Linked DNA regions of Homo sapiens: region 2 is linked to region 1. Evidence: read pairs that join two places in POLR2A ChIA-PET (ENCODE). Cell type or tissue: MCF 10A. All regions are shown on one strand. Each heading gives the region's core, and the rest is flanking DNA. Links, peaks and the distances in the headings are about the cores only.

Region 1 (7,692 bases), core at 1,609-6,608:
GAAGTTGGGGTTATTACAATCAGTACACAATTACTATTTCATTAGATATGAAATGCTCTTGAGGGGGGAGAGCAACCGAGGAAAGAACCCAGGCTTCAGGAGGAATGTTATATGGCCCTTGGGGATTTGTATGCGATCCTATGAAGTATGGAAAACAAACAGTGGAATATTTAAGAATCAACTGAAGAGACTGAAACTTAAAGCTCCCTTGGTTAAGTCCAAGGAAGGAAAAGGGCAGGAAAGGCCAATGTGATTAAGGAAGGATATAAAGATTAGTATGAGGAGCCTAAGAGGGAGGCTTAAAATATATAAACAGTGATTTAGAGATATAAACTATTTATAAAATACAAGCAGTAAGAAGTTCAGAGAATAATTACAAAAGAGGAAGCATTCTGATCAGCATTCCACACTACTGTGGTCCAAAAGTTATGGGAGCACAGGATGCCAGGATATTAAAATGGGAAGGGACCTTACAGAACGAGTAGTCTCGCCTCTCTTTCTATAGGCCCAAGAGTGCAGGAAGAAAGGCACTCATCCTTAATCTGCTCTCTCCACATCCTCTGACCCTGGCTCCCGCTGGTCAGAGAAAGGAACAAAGAAGAGCAGGGGTGGAGGGGAGGATTAGAGCCTTAGAGGTCAGAAGGAGCAGGAGCGGGAGGGATGGACTGGCTTCTAACAGAGCTGGTACAGATGAAGGGATAGAGTGGGGGGATCTAATTTCCTGCTTTGGGAGGGGAAGTGTGAGAAGGTGGTGAGAACAGCTATGGGAGAAAAGGGGGACAGTTTCAGGACAAAAGGCCAGGCTGGTGAGTGTGTTGAGGGCTTTTCACCCCCAAACGCAGAGACAGAGCTGAGGGAAGCTCTGACTGGCATTTATATAAGTCCTCTGATGACAGATCAGGTTCCTGAGGTCTGGAAAGTGTTACATATCATTATTCTAAACAGGGCTATGAGATAGAGCAAGCAATTATAGGCCATTTAACTTAACATCATTTACAGAAAAATATTAGGAAAAGTTTGCGGGGGGTGGGGAGGACAACTCGACAAGCATATGGTAATTTGATCAGAAACAGGCCACATGTTTTTACGGGAGGAAGGTGTTGTTTTAACTAGCTTGTTGGACTTCTTTGAAGTTATTGCTTTCTTAGTTCTAGGTTTTAACCTATGATTTTTCCCTGATATCTATAAAGATTAGGAATAAATATCAGATATCTAAGTAAATAAAACAAAAACCAATCACAACTGAGGAGATTAAAAATACAATGGGAAGAAAAAGAAAAATGAATGTTAAAGACAAACAGTGTAGCAAGGAAAAAAAGGAGTAAACATCAGCTAGTAGAGTTTAAGCCAAGATACTTTTCATGAAAAATACTTGATTTGGGTCTGTGAATGTGTCCCTTTATCCCATTTCCCAAGATGCTCTGCAGAAAAAAAAGGGACTTTTTGTTTGTTTGACTGAAAAAAATCTCTTTGCTTTTTTTTTCTTTTGTTTTGCTTTTTTAGTGGATTGACCATTTGATGTGGTTACAAATTTGGCACGTTAGGATGACTACTTCATTAATCCTTCCTTTGTGAATTTTTAAGTTAAAAATTCTCACATAAGAAGACGACATATTTGTGGTTATTTTATATATATTAATAGGTCAATAGTAGTTTTCTCATATTTACACAATATTTCTGTACTACTTACTGAGTAGCCCCTGAACTTTCAGAAACAGGATCAGAAAGGCTGAAAACCAATAAAAAAATGAGCATCTTAAAACGTGCTTAGTAATACTCACTAGAAGCTTCAAGTATGTTTCATTATCCATTTTTGGCTGGTTAGTCTGCACAAGTCACTAACAATGTCGTTCTGCTTCTCCAAAGATCCTGGACTCCAGGAACTGCTATCACGTCTTTTTTTTTTTTTTTTTTTTTTGAGATGGAATCTTGCTTTGACGCCCAGGCTGGAGTGCAGTGGTGTGATCTTGGCTCACTGCAAGCTCCACCTCCCGGGTTCCCACCATTCTCCTGCCTCAGCCTCCCCAGTAGCTGTGACTACAGGTGCCCGCCACCCTCCCTGGCTAATTATTATTATTAGTAGTAGTAGTAGTAGTATTTTTAGTAGAGATGGGGTTTCTCCATCTTAGCCAGGAAGGTCTCAATCTCCTGACCTTGTGATCTGCCCGCCTCGGCCTCCCAAAATGCTGGGATTACAGGTGTGAGCCACCGCGCCCGGCCAAACTGCTATCATTTCTACATTTGCAATCTCCACAAGGGTGGGGACTGTATCTGTTTTGTTCATCATTGTACTCCTAGGGTCTAGCACAGTGTTTGATAAATACTTAGTGCATGAATGAATGGTTAAGAACAACATCAATATTAGATATTTACTCTGTGCCAGACACTGTACTAATAAGTACTTTGCATAACTGACTCTGTTAATTCTCCAGTAATTCTTTGAAAGAAGTCCTATTATTAATCTTATTTTTAAAAATGAGGGAACAGAGGCACTGAGAAGTTAAGGAACTTGCCTATGGTCGCACAGCTAGTAATCAATAGGTTTCAAACTCAGGCAGTTTGGCCAACAGGCCCACATTTGAGCATAATTACCACTTTCTCTCTAAGAATGAACACACAATGCAATAAATCTGTGCATCAGTGTATGCATGTACAGAAAATTATACACAAGACAGGGGTCTTAAGTGGCACAGAACTCAAGTACTAATGTTATCATCAACAAATACCAGAATTCAGGAGTGATGGAAAATTTAAAGTCTAATTTCCAGGATCAGGCTCTCTGTGGTAACAAACCCCTGTAGGCAGAGTACCAAAAAATGTTGCTCAATTGAGCTTTAATTGGATGCTGGAGTCCTTAGTCCAGAACAAACACTTTGAAAACTTCACACTGGTACAGAAGCGATATTGAAGGTTTTGAGGCACTAAATCAATGAGGAAAAAGAAATTACCAGCACAGGTGGAACTACGCCCTCTATGGAACCACTGGTGGCCTCTTTCAAGCTAGTACCTGCCTTTGCTGAGCAAAGGGCCATTTTTGAGACCATTCTGAGTCTTATTCAAAACATAATATAAAGCTCTATTTCCCTTTAGTCTTGCTGTAGGATATCAGTGTTCTGAGACCTGATGTGTCCTATTTTTTTTTTTTCAAATTTTCTTTATGGCATTTTTTTTTTTTTTTTAGACGGAGTCTCGCTCTGTGGCCCAGGCTGGAGTGCAGTGGCACGACCTTGGCTCACTGAAAGCTCCGCCTCCCGGGTTCACGCCATTCTCCTGCCTCAGCCTCCTGAGTAGCTGGGACTACAGGCACCTGCCACCATACCCGGCTAATTTTTTGTATCTTTTTTAGTAGAGACGGGGTTTCACTGTGTTAGCCAGGATGGTCTCGATCTCCTGATCTTGTGATCCACCCGCCTCGGCCTCTTTATGGCAATTTTTTTTTCCTATCAGTCATTCCGAAATGATTCTAAGAAGACATAGTTATTGGTTTGAGTGTCCCTCTGTGCAGAAGATCTTGGGGGACAGATGACCTAAGCTGATCGGTGAAAGCACTTTTACAGACTATAAGAAGAATAAGAAGCCTTTGGCATGTGCAGGATGGACTGAGTCCCTGAGAAGGAAAGATTCAGTTTAGATGTGAGAGAATTCCACATGTATCCTAAGTTGAATGTAGACAAACCTCAAAGAAGCTTGGTGCTTTTCAGGACTCATACCAAATGGCTCTAGACCATTGGCTCTTGGGACCTCACACCTAACTAAAAGCTTATTTACAATATAGTCTCCAGTTCTGGTTACCTTTCAACTGGAAGAATATTCTCACCCCTGAGGCAATTCAACAGGAGGCTGTCAAGTTGATCCAAGTTTTAGGAAAACTTGTTGTTCTGAGGAATGAGGTTAAAAGTTTAGTCTCACCATACAGGAAAAGCTTACCCAGTGGAATATTAGGTTGAAGTGGAGTGAATGAAATTAATGCAGCCTAGAGGCTTAGAAAGATAAAACGTAGTTCAAGATTCAAAATTGGACAGTAAAGGGAAGCTCAGGAGAGAGCCAAATCGGTGGAAAAATAAAGCAAGCATATGAAATCAGACACCACTCTTATACTCAAAGAATGCTAGTGTCAACAGAGCTGCAGAACAGGTATGATGATAGCACTTGAATGAACAAAAGAAACGGGAGGGATGCGGCGTCGGTCACGGCAGGAAAGGGGGTCGATGCGGATTCAAGAACAGTCTTGTTAGTCTGAGGGTCCTTTTCCTGTTCAGTGAATTCTTTTGTTCTGTGTCCTTATCAATCCCACACCTTGTCTAAGTAGGAATGACAGACAAGCCATTCTTAATGACTTCCTAGCTTTTGAAACTATTTTGGTGTCAGAGAGGGAAAGAGCCACATTTAAGTTGTAAAAATTGAGGTTTCTGTTGGCTTAGTAAATTTCCTTCTCTGAGATGACCATTTTTGATTGTAGATACAGAAAAGCATTTGCATAAATATGTGATCTGTGCAATGTTCCAGAAAATTGACATCTCTGTCGCACCTCATCAGGCCAGAGAGTCAAATGGCAGCACAGCTCAGGGCTCCAGTCGGCAGTCCCTGCTATGTCAGCACAGCGTGGCTGGCATCTTCCTCCCTGAGGGCCAGTACACATCCTCTCCTAGGCACACCCACTCTCCATTAGCACCGGGAACAATGGTTCACTGTGTCAGAGCCCCGGCCACGCCCTGTGCCCGGACAATGCACGACTCCACAGCCCTACCTCTCCCAAGCACTGGTTACTTCCTTTCCTTTTTATTTCCTCCTGTGTGGTAGAGTGCATGAAATACAGTTTTTTCCTTCTGTCTGAAACAAGACATTTTAAAGAGTGGTAAATGATGACCGATTCACTTTCAGTCTCTCTTCACTGGGGTTTTCCTAACCTCTCCAAGGTTGAACAACAGATAGGAATTTGGTTCAGAACACAGGGAAAATGGTTTCAAAAAATTCAATTTTCACAGTTAATGTTCACTAGGTAACACATATGAACGTTTCTCTCTAGAGATGATGCTTTCTATTATCTTTAGGTATATTTCATATGTTGAGCTTTGCTTCCATAGTGAGGATGGACCTCATTAAAGCAATAACAGCAAGCTAGGCAGCTTTATAAGTTTAGGAAAGGAGGATGTTATGTTCTAACAACCATTTTGTAACACAGGAAGTTCTGTATTTAGAAATTCGCCCATCCATCTAGCAATCAGTCAGTATTTATTAAGTACCTACCTTGTTATAGTCTAGTGTAAGATTTTTTTTTTTTTGAGACGGAGTTTCACTCTTGTTGCCTAGGCTGGAGTGCAATGGCGCGCGATCTCGGCTCACTGCAACCTCCGCCTCCTGGGTTCAAGCGATTCTCCTGCCTCAGCCTCCCGAGTAGTGGGGATTACAGGCATGCGCTACCACACCCGGCTAATTTTGTATTTTTAGTAGAGATGGGGTTTCACATGTTGGTCAGGCTGGTCTTGAACTCCTGAGCTCAGGTGATCTGCATGCCTCTGCCTCCCAAAGGGCTGGGATTATAGGCATGAGCCACTGTGCCTGGCCTTAAGATATTTTTTAAAAGTCCCTATTCTCAAAGAGTTCACAATTTGGTAAAGAGAGAAAGACATGTAAACAAATGATTATGGTGGGTTATAGTAGGTACTATAATAGAATTATGTATAGCATATAATGTGGATACAAAGAAAGGAGTGGGAAGGAATTTCAGCAGTACTGATGTATCGGCCAGAAAAGGCTACATGGACAGGGTGGTCCCTGACCTGAGTCTTATAAAAAGCAGGGGAGACCATTTATGGTATAGTGTGCAAGTATGCACTTGTGTATGAGTACACAGACACAGACATAGACATAGCTGGAGAGGACCTAGATGTCCTGCAGGTCTGGGACAGCGTTGTTAAGTCAGGCATCCTGTAGGTTATCAGGGACCAGCCATTAGAATAGGAGACCAACATGAGGAGATCTGCGTGTGATGTGAGATTCCATTTCTGAAATCAATGATTTCTTTTGGTGGGTTTAACTCTTGTTTTCCTTTATAGAGCAATGAAGTTTGTGGTAAGAATGATAATCTCAAATTGAATTCACTGTGTTCTGATTTTGGAAATGCACGCTGAAGGATGCCAGGGAGCTGAACTGACAGCTCCAAAGGCTGGCACCAGGCATTCCATGAGCGCATTTGCCCAGCCAGCCAGCCAAATGTGGCCACGCACTGGGTGGCCAGAGAGTCCTTACCACTTCAGTTGGCCGGTAGTACTTGAGATCCACAGTCACGTGAACTTTGCCGGTCTCTTTACATCTGCCCACTTCATTTTCATTCTTTCCTTCCCACCTGTAAGGAAGATAAACACTGAATCAGCTCCTAATTGCTTGGGAACATTTGGCCATGCTGTAGCACCTTGGGATGCCCCAGCCCTCTCCCCGCAGGAGCGCTTAAGCTCATTAACCACAGCAGCACAGGCTGATGCTCCAGCTGATTATTAAAGCAACGGCGACTTTCAAAGCCTTTCTAGATCTGTTTTGCAAGGGCAGCGTTTTTTTCCTTTTCAAGAAAATCATGACGAATTCAGAAGTGAGACTTTAGAAATGAACAGATTAGCCAGAAAATAAAATTGGGCAACTTTCAGGGATTTCAAAGATTTTGTATTTCTCTAGACCATTCTTGGTCAATTCATTATTATTAATTAATAAATTATTATAAATTAATTAATATAAATTAATGTCTTCTGTCTTCCCTTTTTTTTTCTTTCTTTTGTAGTTTTAGGGATATTCAGAGTTAATTCAACACATTCCATTTGGGAATAAGTTTTGTAACCTAATTAACCATTCAATGCATCCCTGGATCACATACAAGTTCTCCTGCTCTCCCGTCAATGGTGGGCCCCCTTAGTAAGTCTCAGATGATTAAACCTCCAAAAAGTACAGAACTAATTGTTTGTTTCCTGCTGAGTGAGGGTATATCAATATTACTTTCCTATAACCTCCTCTGACCTAGCTAGGATACTGTTTGCACACAAGTTTCCTTCCCTGAACATCCAAGGTTGACAGCAGTAAGGATCCCAGGAGCGAGTCCTCAAGTCCACACTATGCAGGATGAGCTCATATGCTTCGAGATTACCTTCTCGCTAAAATTCTACTTATCCATTTTATGTTCTCATTTTTTATAAATCAAGCCACTCACTTAATGGTAACGTCTGGATGTCTATAATATTACAGAATTTGGGTTATTTATTTTTACATATGAACTTTTTTGCAAAGAAAGAGAAGAAATTAACAAGTATGACATGTTTGACTTTACTGTTTATCCTTAGAACTGGTTTGCATTATGAGCTGGAGATGAATCCTATGGACACAGGACAATTCTGTGTGCTCTCGGGGTCAGAGTCATCATGGGGAAGACAAAATTAGTTACCTGCCTATGTAAGCCACAGGCACCACTGAAAATGAACATTAAATGTTGATCCCAGTTATATTTTGGAATAGGTTGAGAATTAAAGACATAAACTGACCTCATAAGCCTTATTTCTGATGAATCACCTGAATGTTCTGTCAAATCACTTCTTGGTAGCAAAGGGGAAATATTTCACCGTTGGAGGAATAATCAGTTTGTTAGTGTGCTGAATTTACCAATGGACTCAAGGCAAGTATGAAAACTGTCCTGTGACACAGAGAATTATA
Region 2 (7,692 bases), core at 1,026-6,025, 400 kb after region 1:
CTGTAGGTAATAAAGAATGAAAGAGTGTTACATCCATTCTCCTCATGCTCTCCTTAACATTTAATCCTGAGCAAAATTCAAGAAACAAACAACATTAAAAACTGTCCCTTTAAACTTTTAAATTGAGTCACTTCTCAGTGAGAAGTAACCCTTCACTTTTTCATTTCAAACGGTTCATTCAGAGCATGATCAGATGTGTGGATTTCAGTGGCCACATTTGATGGCAAGGCCCCACGGCTTCAGGAGTCTAAATGTGCGTGAGGTGACACAAAGTGATTAACCACAACTAATCAATCTGTTAGTACACGCTATTGCTTTTCAAGTCATCTGCAAATGCCTATTTTTGCTTTAAGGCTAGCTAAGTTATTTATACTTTCATTTTGCTTTTCTGATGGGAGAAAAAGTAAAGGAGTGCGTCTAACTGTGCTACATGAATTCCATACACAGGGTTTGTTTTTGCCTACACCACCCACCATCACTACCCCACCAACCTGGCCCTGCTCTCCTGCATGCTCCCCTCCAGGTGACTGTGGCCTCTCCACACTGCCCATGCTTCCCAGTTTCAAAATGCACAGCTGGCCTTACCACTGCTAACCAACCAGTGTGCCTTTCTTTTCTAGAAAGAACAACTCAGCCTCAGCATCAAGCTCTTCTTCACAGTGTTTATCTGTTCCTGGTTTGTCCTCTGCTATCCCTAAGTAGGTTGTTTCCAGCTGTTCCTGACCTTAGTAGTATACCTCATACAAAGGCTAGATTCAAAATAATATGGCAACCCAGAGAAGCAAGGCCTCACGGATTTAAAATGTCTTAGGGTACCGTGTTCAACTTCATCATATGATTCAATCAATCACCTGATCTCATCTAAACCTTTAGTTGTGGTGGTTTCTCTATCTGTAGTACCCAGGCAAGCAATGTCACACTGACTGGGGTCGTGTTAGAAAGAACAATTCCCAGATCCCTGAACCAGCCTTCTGTGTCTTAACAGGGCCTGAGTGATTCTGATGCACACTAAAGGCTGAGAGTCTGAAGTCTGTAAGCATCCAAAATTGCTGATGTTGACCACCACCACTGCCCCCCACCCCGAGTTCACACGTAATAAAATACGTCCCTCTCTCATCCTACTTCATGCAATCTACTAATCCTATTCTTTTACTCATGGCCTTCAATAATCAGGGACTGCAGCTGATAATTTGGGAAATTTTCCAATGCAGCCAATTTGAAAAATTACTCTAACATTTACTTTGACCTAAGCATAAAAACATAAGGCCTGTGCCACCATCAGATTCCTCCTAATGGTTTATTCTCGAATTATACGAATCTCTTAAAATTGAGGACAGCAGCCTATTAAAGTTGAATACAGTAAGGATAAACACACTTACAGTCCCACAATATGCAGAGAGCTCACATTTCCCCTGGACTAGGAAGAGAACTAATTTCTGATTATGCTTTGTGGCTGTGTACTTTCCCGCTATAGTGTCAACCATGTTTCCTTCTATCAGTTCACGGATCTCTCTCCTAAACCTGTTTTCTCTCTCAAACATTGTTTCAATGATAAATTCCTCCCATTAACTATGATTTGCCAAGTGGGCCTTCTATTGTCTTTTTGTGTCATAATAAAATCTGCTCTTACAATTTCAAATACCACAAAAACATCTGCAGCTTATCTGGCAGTCCTAGGTTCTTGTTGCATCGATTTGCAAATCTCTCATCCTTCTTGTCTTCTGAAGTCTGCTAGTTCCTTAACAAGGGACACCTAAATGGAGATCTGCTTCTCTGCCTTTTCCAGTAACACTAACAGTACCAGGTGCTTGAGAATGGTTGCCATCTACACATCCAAACTCGCCCTGTCACTGTCACTGGGTCCACCATCACTGCAGCGCATAGCCGTGCTCCCTCCTCCTCTGGACTAGACACAGATGCTGCCTGTTAACACCACCCTCACCTCCAGTCTCAGCCCACCTTGTCCCCCTAAGAGTGGATCGCAACACTTGCGTGGTTTTGAGCATCACTTCTGACATGCCTGACACGCCACCTCACTCTTCACAAGTGCAGCGATTTCTGCTCAGCTAGCTCATTTTCTAGGTTCACTCGATACACAACAACATCACTAATTCCTCTCTAGCCACCAAACATCTCTCAGCTCATCCCAAATATCTGAAACACAGTATGGGCATCTCTCTGCCAAGCTATTCCTTTTAACAGATATTAAGGCGTTAGGTTAATCTAGCCTGAATAAATATAGGTCTTTCTCTAAAACCAACACTTTGTACTATACATAACCTACTCTAAAACTCTCTGCTCCGTAGAATATGCATTTCTTTCTCGATTATTACAGCAGCTTATGCATATGGACATACGTATACATATGTACTTTCATAATTCCATTTATTTTCATATAATTACAAAATGTAGCATTAGCTCTTGGATAAGGGTACAGAAGGTGCTAAACATATCTACTGTTACTTCTTCAAGTCTAAAAGTCAAGGCTCTCAGATTATGAGTTAAAAGAAAATTAACTTTTTTTCTTCAAATAATGTTGGCATTTAGATGCCAAATTCTTTCCTGTTGTGTTTCCATTTGCCCCAATTACACATTTTTAAAACAACGTACCAACAATTAGAATAAACAGATAATCCTAAAGTATTAATGTAAACATTCATAAAACAGATCAGAGCATACGGGCCACTGTAAAGGTTTTTTTTTTTTTCTGTATAGCATGAATTTATATACATGTATATATCTGAAAAACGTTCTTTAAAAAATTAAGTTGTACATACTTAGCACATCAAAATTAATATATAAAACTATTGTTTCTTTTAAGGAAAGGAGAAATGGTGAAGACAACGACAAAAGCAGCAAACCTAAAAGTTTCAGCTCCATAAAATATATGGTTGCCTATTAGAAAGGAAAACCTCCAGGTATAAATTTTTCATTCAAGTTTGCCAACAATCAGCTTGGTTTTTATTGTTCTCTGTAATTTCTGAATTAAGTGACTTCATGGTGAGTAGGACTTTCTTATGAAACACATTACATCATAAATTAACCCGAATCATGTTACAGCTTCGCTTGCACAGGCTGCTGCGTTATCGGAGAATGTGGGAAGTGTGCACCACAGCTGAACACTGTGAGTGCAGGGGAGCCACCAGTGCTCACCAGCAGATAAACAGCACAATGGGTTGGCAGGCTCACAAGCCCAAAGACACATTCTTCCCCGGATTCTGATTTGTTATCTGCGTTTCAGTGGAAAACACACTCAGGAGGACGGCAGCAGAGGAAGCATGTGGCCGCTGCATGCGAGCAACCCCACCAGCCTGCGCCCGCTTCCCATTGAGTCACCCACCTCATAGCCTTTCTCCAGCAGGAACTCAGCCAGGTAGGAACCATCCTGGGGAGAAAGAAAAAATTGCAAAACGTCAGTCTCATAGTGGTATAGAAAGGTGGTCTAGATGAAGAGTTTTGAGAAAAGCATTTAAAAGGCTACCTAACTTAAGGACAATGGCAACCTAAAATAAAAATAACACCAATAATGTCAATAAATACCACATGGTGTTCCACTATACACAAAGCATTTTCACAAACAGTATTCATTTGAGCTCCACAGAAGACAGAGGATGAAAATGAAATCCAGGAAAGTGATATGCATCAACAGACAGCATGAAGTTCCAGAATCAGATGGATTTGGGTTTAGGTTTTGCCACTTACCAGTTGTGTGAAACATGCAGAATATGGGGGCAGAATGCCTTGGTGTCATAGCAACATAAAGCAGAAATCTTAGTAATTCTGGGGGGTCATTAAACAAGATCACTGGGGGTCAGGCACAGTTGCTCACACCTATAATCCTGGTACTTTGGGAGGTCAAGGCAGGAGGATTACTTGCATCCAAGAGTTGGAGAATAGCCTGAGCAACACAGTGAGACCTTAGCACTGTTAAAACAAAACAAAACAAAACAAAACAAAAAATTGGTGGAGATGGGGTCTCACTATGTTGCCCAGGCTGGTGTCAAACTCCTGGACACAAGTGATCTTCCCACCGTGGCCTCCCAAACTGTTGTATTACAGGTGTGAGCCACCATGCCCAGCCCAAAACATCTTTAAAAATTAGCCAGTCTTGGTGGCTCGTGCCTATGGTACCAGCTACTTGGGAAGCTGAGGTGGGAGGATCACTTGAACCTGGGAGTTCGAGGCTGGAGTAAGCCATGATTGCAAAACTGCACTCCAGCCTGGGTGGCAGAGGGAGACATTGTCTCCAGAGGGAAAGAAAAAAAAAATCACTGGGGAAGGGGATAAGATGGGAACTAGGTGGGTTGGGGATATAGAAGGGCTAGTGTGGAGAGGAAAAGACTCCATGGTAGAATAAAGAAGGCCAGGGGGATGTGGAGGAAGGTGAGTACCTTTGGAGGGCTGGCCTTTCCAGGCAATGGCCACAGCTGGCTGCTAACCCTAAAGGTTCTGGAAAATCACTGAAGGCTTGAAAAGGTTTTAAGGTGGCAGGGAGCAGGGATGGGGATCAGATTTGTATTATTATGCACACATACAAATGAACTTTTAAAAAAAGAAGATATTCTCTTTTTTTATAAAATCGTATTTCCTTTGTATTAATCTTAAATCATATAGCTAATTCCTGCCTTAAAATGAAGGTGTCTGACAAAATACAGAGATTCTCAACTGGTTCTTAATAATTATTTTTAAAATTTCTGGGTAGGGGTCTTCATTTGACCTAAAATATTTCATGTGCCACTTTTAGAGGGAAAGTATGAGAGACATATAATTAAACTATTTAATAGGTCAAAAGTTCAAAAATCACCATTCTGTAGGTGCTATAAAAAGTCACCAGCCTCTCTCAGAAAATAAATTGGTTAGACATTTTGCAGTCGATCCCATAACTGCTCCTCTGCTTTCTGCCCAACTAGAGGGTCCCCATCCATCTCATTCAGACGAAAAGATAAAAATGGGAAGCTCCAACCACTGGAAATTCGTGTCCTCAGAAGTGGTTGGGGACGTTTGGGTTTTCTTCGGTTTCTTCAATTTGAACAGGCTTTAAATATCCCTTAGAGCTTCAAAAGCTCCTACCAGATATTCCAGGGGGAAAAAAAAACAAAAAACCTTTTTCTTATTACTTGACCAAAAGCTGGAATTGGAAACACCCTATGGGTCCTGAAAATGAAAGGACTGCCAAGTGTGTGTTTACTACATTAATGCAGAAGTCATGCATAAATTCAGGCAGAATGACAAGGCAAAGCATACAAGGGACACATTCTGTGGTTCATTAAAACCTAGAGCAGATTTTCTTCTTCTTCTTCTTTTTTAAGATGGAGTCTCGCTCTTTCACCCAGGCCGGAGTGCAGTGCTGTTATCGTGGCTCACTGCAACCTCTGCCTCCGGGTTCAAGCGATTCTCGTGCCTCAGCCTCCCAAATAGCTGGGATTACAGGTGCGTGCCACCACCCCTAGCTAATATTCATATTTTTAGTAGAGACGGGTTTTCACCATGTTGGCCAGGCTGATCTGGAACTCTAGACCTCACGTGATCTGCCTGCCTGGGCCTCCCAAAGGCTGAGATTCAGGCGTTAGCCACCATGCCAGGGCTAAAATCTCCAGCAGATTTTCTTCTGACTTCTTGAGGTAAATATTCTAGTTTATAGATTCATGTGCAGAAGAGAAAATGTTTGGCATATTCTTTTTTAATCCCATTCTTACAATTCTTACCGTTTTTACATATCTAAAATATATGTCAGATAATGACACTGACCATTATCTAAGTTAGATAATGACACTGACCAATTCAGACCATGACAAGCCAAGTCGGGCTACACAACCACTGAAAATGTTATTATAGGATAATCAATATCCCTATAAATCAATCAATGAGAAAACAGCTTAATAGAAAAATATTTGCAATAAGACTAATAATTTGGCAGTAGGTTGGAAAGCCCTGTAAAGTATGAAGTTTGGACTTTGTTTTGCTATTATTGTTTTGAAGCAGGCAACACTATACTTCTAATCATTCTCTTGGAATAAAAAGTTTGAATGCTTTGTGTTCTACCATAGCTACATTAAATGTTTAAAAAAAAAAAAGCCAGAGGTAAACGTGCTAGAGATCCCTGAGGTGGCAAGAGCTGTGATTATTTAGAGAGCTGATGTGAAACAGACCTGACCAGGACTGAACCCTGTCAATAAGGTCTTGTTCTTCTCACCCAGGCTGCTTCTCAGACTTTCCAACCACACTGGAACATTCTGAACCAGTAGTGGCACCGGCTTCCTCCTCACTTCCTTGCCAGGCCTCTCGAGTGATAGGGCCTGGGCCGCACAATGAGTGGGAAACGAGCCGAGCGAGGGCTCCTGGTCCCCAGCCCAGGGGGCCCAGCTGGCCGCCCCCTCGTCCTTTCCCCAGGCCCCTGGGGGACTCCAGGAGAGACGTGGTATCTGAGCAGGCAGACGTCCGCCAAGCCAACAGGATGGTGGTTTCCGCCTCCTCTTGAAGCACAGAGCTGATAAAGAATGCTCCAATCAGACTAATGACTGAAATGTCACAGCAAATGAGAACCTACAACCACCATTAAGTTCTGACGCTTGACTCCTCTGAAACAAGGAACAAACAGACTAAATCTGTAACTCATTCAGTATGAACACAATTATTCTGGTATAAAGTCCTGCCTAGGTTCAATCCTTGTTACAGAAAACTCTTTAGTTGTAAAGATAATGTCCCAATATGACCCTTTTAAGTTTAATTTTACACGTGGGCTATTAAGGGTATCTATTTTATATTAAATGCCATACTATTTTGAGCAATCACCATGGCTTTAACATTTTCAAGACACAGAAATATTTTCCTTTTTTTTTTTTTTTGAGACAGAATTTCACTCTTGTTGCCCAGGCTGGAGTGCGATAGTGCAATCTCGGCTCACTGCAACCTCCATCTCACAGGTTCCAGTGATTCTCCTGCCTGAGCCTCCTGAGTAACTCAGATTACAGGTGCCCACCACCACACCCAGCTAATTTTTTGTATTTTTAGTAGAGACAGGTTTCACCATGTTGGCCAGGCTGTTCTCAAACCCCTGACCTCAGGTGATCCACCTGCCTCAGCCTCTCAAAGTGCTGGGATTATAGGTGTGAGCCACCCATCCTACTCTCGCAAGAACTAAGCTAGGAAGGTGGGCAGATATTTGGCATCTCGGGTAACTGAGGCACAGGGGGGTTAGCCAACTTTTCTAATATCACACTAGTTACAGACAAAGCCAGGACTAGAATCCTAGCCACCCACTGTTTTGAAGTAGAAAATAATCTCCTTCCTCCCACTCCTCTACCTGGCACCAAAACATGTCAAAACCCAACAAAATAATAAGAGACCATAAAAGATACATTTTCAAACCAAGTTGATGTAGTCATTTTCCATTACAGGGTATTTTATGGATGAAACAGTGCTTCCAGTTCTAATCAAGTGACCCAAATGCAGAGAAGTCATGTAATTTTAGAACACTCCAGAGCTCAGAGGAGGGAGAAAGGATACAGCACCTGAGATTTTCCCGGTCTGGGTTTTTGGGGGACTGGCACTGCCCATGCAGTTGTTCAGTGTTGTTTGGAGGTGGATTTAGATTGCTGGTGGTTGTAGGTCCAGCTTTGGGGCCAAAGGGCAGGGCACCAGGGTCCCATGGGGCCAGGTTTCAGTGTTCCTGACGCCTATCCTGTTCTTCCG

The links. ChIA-PET counts read pairs that join two places held together with the same protein. Peaks named below come from ENCODE experiments on the same cell type or tissue, not always from the same donor. Only the 100,000 strongest peaks of a DNase experiment are listed, where the experiment ranks them.
Region 2: POLR2A ChIA-PET joins it to region 1 with 5 read pairs; 2 of 35 experiments call an interaction of 5 or more read pairs at or near these places.

The regions. Positions count from the first base shown.
Region 1 is chr6:1,720,167-1,727,858 of GRCh38, forward strand. It overlaps GMDS (GDP-mannose 4,6-dehydratase), which reads right to left. Exons shown (of 11, transcript NM_001500.4): 9 at 6,250-6,346. Among named protein-coding and RNA genes, the nearest start is that of FOXC1, 110 kb to the left of the region's middle. In MCF 10A, for the core only: no CTCF peak of the experiment used is centred there; a DNase peak (open chromatin) is centred at 4,685.
Region 2 is chr6:2,121,347-2,129,038 of GRCh38, forward strand. It overlaps GMDS (GDP-mannose 4,6-dehydratase), which reads right to left. Exons shown (of 11, transcript NM_001500.4): 2 at 3,341-3,385. Among named protein-coding and RNA genes, the nearest start is that of GMDS, 120 kb to the right of the region's middle. In MCF 10A, for the core only: no CTCF peak of the experiment used is centred there; DNase peaks (open chromatin) are centred at 3,085 and 3,305.